Regions from separate parts of the Homo sapiens genome. Here region 1 is linked to region 2. Evidence: read pairs that join two places in POLR2A ChIA-PET (ENCODE). Cell type or tissue: Caco-2. All regions are shown on one strand. Links, peaks and the distances in the headings refer to the core of each region. The heading gives the core; the rest is flanking DNA. Region 1 has its middle 32 kb from the start of MIR3164. Region 2 has its middle 5.8 kb from the start of MYEOV.

The links. ChIA-PET counts read pairs that join two places held together with the same protein. Peaks named below come from ENCODE experiments on the same cell type or tissue, not always from the same donor. Only the 100,000 strongest peaks of a DNase experiment are listed, where the experiment ranks them.
Region 1: POLR2A ChIA-PET joins it to region 2 with 6 read pairs; 7 of 35 experiments call an interaction of 5 or more read pairs at or near these places.

The regions. Positions count from the first base shown.
Region 1 is chr11:69,112,915-69,117,293 of GRCh38, reverse strand. No RefSeq gene overlaps it. Among named protein-coding and RNA genes, the nearest start is that of MIR3164, 32 kb to the right of the region's middle. In Caco-2, for the core only: no CTCF peak of the experiment used is centred there; DNase peaks (open chromatin) are centred at 384 and 2,193.
Region 2 is chr11:69,286,135-69,290,513 of GRCh38, reverse strand. No RefSeq gene overlaps it. Among named protein-coding and RNA genes, the nearest start is that of MYEOV, 5.8 kb to the left of the region's middle. RefSeq lists an enhancer at 1,603-3,784. In Caco-2, for the core only: no CTCF peak of the experiment used is centred there; a DNase peak (open chromatin) is centred at 2,123; H3K4me3 peaks cover 535 bases.

The sequences.
Region 1 (4,379 bases), core at 215-4,214, 170 kb after region 2:
TCTGTATTCTTCAGGCTCCAAAACGCTTTCACATTCTCTCTCTCAGCCTTCAAAGTAACACTACCTAGGGCTATACCAGGCGACATTATTCAGCTTTACAGAGGAAAAAACTCTGATCCCCAGGATAAACGATAAATGGCTGCTCATCCCAAAAGACGTGGCCATATTTGATTATTCTGAGTCATCCCAACCTGACACAAGGTACCCTTGGGGACAGGGGGGCAGACAGAACACCCTGGGAAGCCCCCAGGTGGCTTCCATGTGACGAGAATTGGTAAACTGAGGGCTGTGTTGGGGTTTGCCCCGTGGGCCGGGTGCCCTGGGCAGCCCAGGCCTGGCAATAACTCACCCTGAGCTACCTCAGTTTACCTGGCTGTGAAATGGACTGGGAAGACCAGGTCAGGGGTCCCAGGCAGGGTCGGGGGTCAGGGGTGGGGTTCGCTGTGGCAGACAGGTGAGGGCCTGCCCCACCTAAAGCTTCTGCTACTCAGCAACCTCCAGTCACTGCTGGAGGGGGCCGGCCAAGCAACACCAGGTCCTCTGGAAATTGAGATGAATTCATGAAACCTCCTGTAGCGGCCTGCATGGTGGCTTCGAAAGACGTGTCCACGTCCTAACCAAATGTGGCCCTATTTGGAAACAGGCATCTGCAGATGCAATTAAGGACCTTGAGGTGAGATCATCCTGGAGAACCCAAAATCCAATGACCAGCCTCCTCCTGAAGGCTCAGAGGAGAGACACAGGGAGAAGAGATGGGGGCCACATGAAAACAAGGCGGAGACTGGAGCGGGGCAGCCACAAGCCACAGGGCACCTGGAGGCACCAGGGCAGACAGAGGCCGGGGTCCCTCCCTGGAGCAGTCGGAGGGAGCGCAGCCCTGCCTACATCTAGATATCGGGCTTCGGCCCCAGCACTGGGAGAGAAGGCATTTCTGTGGTTTCCAGCCCCCACCAGTTTGTGATCTTTTGTTACGGCAGCCGCAAGAAATCTCCCAGCTGACACGGCCGGCTCGTTTCTTTCACTAGTACTGAAGGCGCCAGAACATATGTCACGGCCACCCTTGTCCTGGGGGTCCCGGCCAGCAAGGCCTGGACTCCAGATCACAGCCCTGCACTGGAAGTCAACGAGGAAACAGCCCCCAACATGTGACGTCGAGGAGGCGAAGCCCACCTCCCAGGCCGCAGGCTGCTCTCTGGAGAGTGGACGGTGACACGCCTCCTTCAAGGACCCTGGCTATGACGGCCTTTGTAAACTGCAAAGTGCCTTCCAGGTTACACGGTGGGGTTATGAATGGGACTGAGTTCCTATCTCCCGAGAGTGAGAGTGCGAGTTCCTGACCCATGCCCCACCCCAGGAACGGCCAGGGCACAGAGGCCAGTGCCGGGAGCCGGACGCTGAAGGTCCCGCAGTGGCCTGCAGCACCCCTGGGGCTGCACCCGCCTGCTGGGAGAGGAGCGGCCCCGCCCTCCCCCAGGGGAGGCGGCCGTCACATGGCAGAGGTGCCAAGCTGGTGAAAGGCCGCCCTCCCTGTCCTGGCACCGCCGTCCACTGCAAATGCCTGGCCAGAGTCGGTGCCAGCAGCCTTCAGGGGCTGTCATGTGCCCAGGCTGCTGGCAGCTGCTGGTCAAGGGGCCTTGCCCTCCCTCTCTCTGGACACACCTTTGATTCGGAGGAATGTGTGTGTGTGCTTTTTATTCCTTGAAGGGGAAAAAGCTCTCTCTCGGCAGAATTCTTCCCGGGACCCCGGCTGCTGACCGCTGGTGAGGGGTCCTGGGAAGGTCAGGCCTCCGAAGGGACCTCCGCCCCTGCCTTCCCACCACCCTCCCTGACACCGCGAACACACTCCGTGCCTTCTGTTGCTTGGGAAGGATTAGAGGGTCGTGGCTTTAAATCCCACCTCTGAGATTATAAATCCTGGAATCCAACCCTGCCTCCGAGCTGGTGACCCTGGGCAAGTCCCTCCATCCCCCTGACCCACAGCTTGTTCATCCACATCATAGGGATATTCCAGAGGGCTCGACAGAGGACTAAGCACAGTGAAACCGTGCTCCTTCTCAGCTCCACAAGGGCACTCTGAGAGTTTTCACCTTCCGGGGGTTATTAATGATGACGCCAGGGCGACAGGTGTCGCCCGGGACTTTGGGGCAGACTGGGATGTTTGGCAGGCTCTGATTAAATAAGATAACGTACATCAATAAGATAACATCCTTGGCTCAGGCCTCCTAGCAAGTGCTCCGCAAACACTAGTGATCGCCACTCCCAACTTCTCCCAATCCAGGCTACGTGCCCGTGGTCCTGTCACCAGCTGCTCCAAGCTTCAGTCTCTGTAGGACAGAGCTGATCACTTGGAGCTGAGCCTTCCTAGGCCACGCTGGTCGCAGAGCAACTGCCCTGCAAGGGAGTTTCATTTATTCATAATAAATCCTATGTTAAGGCTGAGAGTGAGAAAAGCCTTTTTGTTTCTGGCATTTTCTCTCCTAAGCAAAGCCTGGTGCAGACAGAAGGAAATCATGATCCGTCCATCTCAGCACCAGGAGTTCTCGGTGGAGGGCCCATTGCCAGGTAGAGGGACTTCTGGAAGAGCAGCCATAGGTTCCCAAGGAGCTGGAGGTCATGCGCCAAAGGTGCAGGTTTTGCTGGGTTCACAAAGGGGCCGAGGGGCAGGGGCCCAGTGACCACCTGGCCTCAGGCCCCAGAAGGACCCCTGTAGGCAGCTCGGCATCACCAAGGGCAGCTCCCAAGAGATCATCAGGAGCCTAGAGGCCACCCCCATGTGAACAATGGGGCCCTGGATCCCTACGAAAGAGGGTGGCAGAGCTGGACATGAAGCCGGCACCTGGCACAGGTCCTTCTCTTTCCTGGGTGAGGCCTGGGGCTCTCCCATTCTGGAAGGCATGAGCATAAAAGCACCTCCCTGTGGCACCCCCAGCCCCTACGCCCGGGGGCCAGCTTGCCTTTTTGCTCCACACACCAGGGTCATCCTCACGCAGTCAGGGAAAACATCCCTACCCCTCGGTCCCCACAATATTCCAAACCCATCACTGAGCACTTCCGAGCGAGAGCTGGGCCACAGCCTCCCTGACCTTCCAGAAGGGCTGTCGCACAGCCTGTTTGCTAACATGAAAAAACCGGGCTCAGAAAGGTTAGGTAACTTGTTCAGATCACACAGCTGCGAGGGCTGGGCTCGAGCCCAGGTCCATCTGGCTCCACCGCCTATGTTCTGGGCTGAGCTATAAAACTGCACACCCCTCACCCACCTCCCCACATACTGGTCCGTCTATCCCTCGGCCACAGTGCTCAGAGCTGCCTCTGGCCCCAGAATGCATGGAGGTGGAAGGAGACCCAGGAGGAAATGAGACTCATGGAAAGGGAATAACGTGATGAATGCAGCACTAGAGCCCAGAGACAGGGACAGGGGAGGCCTCCTGAAGAGGGGCGTCGGGGTGGGGCAGGTTGGCCAGGTGGGGACGAGGGGACAGCAGAGGGAACAGCAGTGGACACGCACAGAGAGAGACAGCAGAGGGAACAGCAGTGGACACGCACAGAGAGAGACAGCGGTGCCATGTCCAGGCAGCTGCAGGACGTTCTCGAGGCTGCCCTGAGTGAAGGTGTGGGGAAAGGAGGGGCCGGGCTTCGCTGGGCATTCTAGGCTCAAACCAGGGGTTGGGGCTTTTCTCTTAGATTGAATCCTGAAGAGCCATAGACAGTTCTAAGCCCAGGGTGAGTGACAACACTGACCATTTGGAAGTGCCCACCAGAGGCCACGTGTCCCAGAATGAGAGGAGTTAGAACAGGGAGTTGCCGGGAGGGGAGATGGCACTGAGCTGAGGGCGGGGAGGGAGAACAGGCGGCCTAAGGAGGTCTGAGACGGGACTGGGCGGCAACATGAACCAGCTGGGGGTGAGACCGGGAGCCCACACACTGAAGGCACATTGGTTTTTAATGCCTTGCAATTGCCTTTGATTCTGCAAGAGAACGACATTTCTGGAAGCTCTGCTAGAAAATCTGATTAGTGCAAAACGAGAATCTATTCATGAGTGTGGCTGCTCCCCAACTCCCACCCCATCGACCTGCCCAACCCTCCTGTCCAAGAAGCCGCCTGAGGATTCCCAACCCGACCAAAAGCTGCACTTTGGCACGAACCTTTTGTAGGTAGAGAACGTCAAAAATGCAAGTCTTACAACGAGGACAGGACAGTGTCCTGGCCAGGCCTGGAGGCCGAAAGGTGGAGAAGAGGACACCCAGACCCCATGGTTGTCCAGGACGTAGAGAGAGCCCCTGTTTTATTGCTGTTTTTGCTGGGGGGGTGGGGAGGAGTCTCGCTCTGTTGCCCAGGCTGGAGTGCAGTGCCGCGATCTCGGCTCACTGCAACCTCCGCC
Region 2 (4,379 bases), core at 132-4,131:
GCCGTTGGAGATCAGAGCCAGGATTCTGAACCAAGGCTATGTGAAGCCAGTGGCCCTCTCCATGCCCCACCCCAGCCCAATATGGTGCGATCTTCTTGGGAAAAGTAAGAACTGATGCTGAATTAATTTTTAAAATTGTGGGAGGCAGAATTCTATGATGGTCCCCAGACCCACACCTCTGGTATACATGCCCTACATAGTCCCTGCCCCTGTGAATATGATGAACACTCTATGATAGGATTGTGTTTGATGGCACTGTTGACTTGTTCATTTTGAGAAAGGGACACTAACCTAATGGGCCTGACCTCATCACATGAGCCTTTTACAAGTAGGGTGTTTTCTCCATCTGGTCCTCAAAGTGGAAGTCGGGAATTGGACGATGAGAACCACTGCTGATTTGGAAAATGAAGGGGACCACATGGCAAGGAATGTGGGCAGCCAAGGGAGCTGAGAGTGGCCCCAGCCAACAGTCAGCAGGAAACAGGGACGTCAATCCTACAGCTGCACCTGCAAGCAACTGCATTCGGCCAACAACCCGGATAAGCGTGGATGCAGACTCCTCCCCAGATCCCCCAGAAGGAGCCCAGTCTGCCTGACACCCTGATTTTCACCACGTGAGACCACGAGCAGAAGACCCACAAAGCAGTGCCTGGATGTCTGACCTGCAGCACTTTGAACTTGCAACTGGGGTTGTGGTAAGCTATTGAGTTGGTGGCGATTTGTTATGCCGATAGATAACTAATACGGGTATGCCTGCAGGTGGTCTCCGGGGGATCTTTGAAGGTCATGGCCAGTGGGGCCTTTCCTCAGGAGGTTCCTGAGGCTTGGGTTCCTCCTGGGATGGGGGCAGGGGAGCCGGTTGCCTCTCCACCCAGACCTGCTTGGGTGCTGCAGAATTAGCAGGTGCCACAGTGAGAGCATGAGCTGTGGAGAGCAAGAGGGAGGCCTTGGTTCAAATCACTGCCTTGCACCACCTCTCTGGGCCTCCCGTTCCCCAACAGTAAAGCAAGATGGATGCCAGCAAGTTGTGAGTGAGAGAGTGAACTAAGTGATTCATTAAAAAGTGCGTAGCTCAGTGCCTGGCACAGAGTACGTGTTTAAGAAGCCCTGGGTGGTGATCAGATGCTGATCTCGACATTGTGTTATGATTATCACACACATGACAGAGGGTGTCCAGGCCAAGCCCTATAGCACTGAAATAGGTACCTGCCTCTCTGCCTTGCTGGCTGGCACCCCAAGTAGGAATTTCTCCCGCAAGGAGCAACACAGAAGGCTGGCTGGAGGCCCCTGCTGCTCCTGGGGCAGAGAGGGACCCTGTCCATTCACACTGGTAGAGCCACCTACCAAGGTCCTCCAGAGCCTTGCAGAGGGGTTGAAGAAGGCATTCCTTCAACAATTGTAAAAGGTGCATTTTAGAAACCAAGAGGGTCTTGCTTCTGTGAGTCGGGACTGAGGGTGAACTGGACACCTGGCCCTGTGCCAGCACTGTCAGAAACAAAAAGGAACCAAATCCCTGTTTCCATGCATTCTGGGAGAGAGACTCAGAGACAATGGCTGGCAGGGGATGGGCACAAAGGTGAAACTCAGTCGTTCTGTGATGGGCCCCAGGAATGGAGCAAAGGAGAGAGATTCTTTGCATACAGGTGGTTTACAACACAGTAAACATCTCAATGCAAAGCATGGGGCTTTCTCAGTGCAAAGCATGGGGCTGTCCGAGACGATGCCGGAGCTCGGAGGAGCTGGGCCAGGGAGGGCGGGGGGCTTTGCTGTCAGTGCTGCAGAGCTAGCAGAAGCTTTCCAGGCTGCGCAGGCAAGAGGAAGCAGCCCAGGCAGAGGCAACAGGTGGATGCAGAGGCCGGAGCAGACACGGCAAGTCAGGGAGCTTCGGCTGCTCAGCATGAGTCATGCCCACCTCCCTGGGTCAGAAGCCCCTGGACCTTGCTTCCGGACAAGATTCGTGTCCCAACTTTGGTCCCTTCCAAGACTTACTCAGACGATGGCTTAACTGAAGTGCACTATAGACAGTGAGCCGGCAGCTACATGGGGCCCAAGGGAGAGGCTGGAGGCTGGGAGCGGCACCATAAAGCTAGAGGGTGTGGTTCACAGGTCTGGGTTTAGCTTTCACAGGTGTCTGAGGCCATCGGGTGACCCGGGCAATGGGTGGGGATAGTGTGGGTTCTTATCTCAGGACATGTCACAAGCTACTCCAGGCCCTTGAGATAAGAAAGTTCAATGGCTTTGTCCAGTTGCTTTCATAATTTTTCCTCAAACACCACTTCAGTTTCAATTTTAGAGCAGCACCTGCTCAGGCCCGGCACACAGGCTATGTATTGGTTGTGCCATGCTGTTCTCGTGGCAGACATAACTAATTGATTGCAGAATCCTCACTTTAATGCTCAGGCAACTGATGGATTCAGGGTGTTTGGGGTCTGAATCACTCTTCTGAATTAGATGAACACCTCACCTTATCATGAAGCCTACGTGAAGCCCACCGGAGTCCAACCCTCCTTTCTGCTCTCTGGCTACTTTTGGCCAAGAGAGTTGGAAAATTGTGGTAACTAGCACAAAGGGAGGATGAGACAGCTGTCATCCTCTCTCTGTCTTTGTCTATCACACACACATAGAAATGGAGGCAGAGCAAGGTTAGGTGCATGATTTATCATCTGAAGCACAGTGACGTACATGGTGCACATGGTGGTAGTTACTACAGTTTTCCAGCTATCTCAGCCAAGAGGGCAGAGAGGAGGGTCAGACCCTGGTGGGCTGACCAGGTGGGTGCCAGTACCTGGCACACAAAAGTCGCTCCACCGATGTCGGAGGAACATCTATGTGACCCAGCCACCTCTTGACCAATCCTCCCCGGTACCATCTCTCAGCCAGTTCACATCGCAGCAACGTTTTTGGCCCCTCTGGTTTTCATCTCTTTTCCCAGGAAGTCGGGGGAGGGTGGTGGCGTGGGGCATTGTTCATTAAACGGTTGAAGAGCTAGGGCCTGGAGAAGTTTTCCTGGGGTCTTTAAATGACTGCTGAGATGGATTTCTAGATAAATGCAGAGTGAGCATTTGGAGGTGGGGGACTAGGCTCTCCCAGGGCTTTCAGCTCCCTCCCCCCACCCTCGCCTCCACTCCTTCCTCTGGGAATTAATTGGTATCAAGAGAGAACTTTCGGAAATGGCCATGTTTAAAAGGCCCCTGCTTAATGTTCCCTTTAATTAGAATGGGTTTCACTTGACACCGTTTTTGCTGACCCACAGGGGAGGGCGGCCCTGCCCGGTGACTGCGCGGCGACCCAGGCATTCCCGCGTCTCGGTTATGCCCTGTTTGTGAGCTCACTCAGCAGAGTTCAAAAGAATGGCTTTTTCTGCAGCAGAACAACTGCCAGGGTCCAGAGAGTCACTCCCCTCAGTTCAGGCACCTCTGTGGGAACCTGGGCCCGGGACATTCCTCTGGAAGGAAGAATGTGCACGCGGGCATCGGGGAGGGGGCCTGCTGAGGGCAGTCTCTCAGCAGGCTCAGCAGGCGGGGCATGAGCCCCAGGAGGGCCAGTCTCGAGAAGGGCCCCGGAGCTGGAGGCGCAAGCAGGGTGGGCACGGGGCTCGCCCCCAGGGCTCCACCAGCCAGGCCAGGAGGTTGTCCCCTGAGAGGGTGATGCTAGCAAAGTGGGCCATGGTGGCAAAGGCCAAGAGCTGGGGAAGCCCAGGGGGGCACCTGATGCCACCCAGGCAGGGCCAGCAAACTCCCCAGGGAAAGGTCTCTCTAGAGCAGGACGTTGAGTGAGCCTGGATGAGCTCGGCTGTGCTCAGGCAACAGACAGGCCCGCAGATCTCAGAACCTTCACGCTGCAAAGGCCCATCCCCACTCTCGTCACGCTGTCACAGAGGCCATCCTTGATGGGTGTCCCCTCAGCATTGGCTCGAGGATCTGGGCCGCCTCCAGCCGTGGGAAGGAATGCAGAGCACTCACATTTGGTTCCAGCCGCCGCAGGCTGGGCGCGATGTACAGGCATCGAGTTCCATGGTCTCGAGGAGACTGGGAAGTGGGGCCTTGAATCCTCTGAACCCCGGAAGAGGCGACGGTGTGGGAAGCACAGAGCTCTGTCACTGGCCCATTTCTGAAGGGCTGGAGAAGCAGAGGGAGCTGCGTGTGCAGAGGCCTGGAAGCGGGAGAGGTTTGGGGAAGCACAGGTGTTCAGGATCCCTGGACTATGAGGGGCGAGGGATGGAGGGATGCAAAGAGGTGAGGTTGGAGAATGGGGTGGGGGGAGCCAAGAAGTTTCTGGAAGGCTATGGCGAGCAGCAATGACTTCATCAGGAGGGCTGTGGGAGCCACTGAGTGTTTTCGGCTGAGAGTGACATGGTCAGATTTGACAGGAATGGGCCT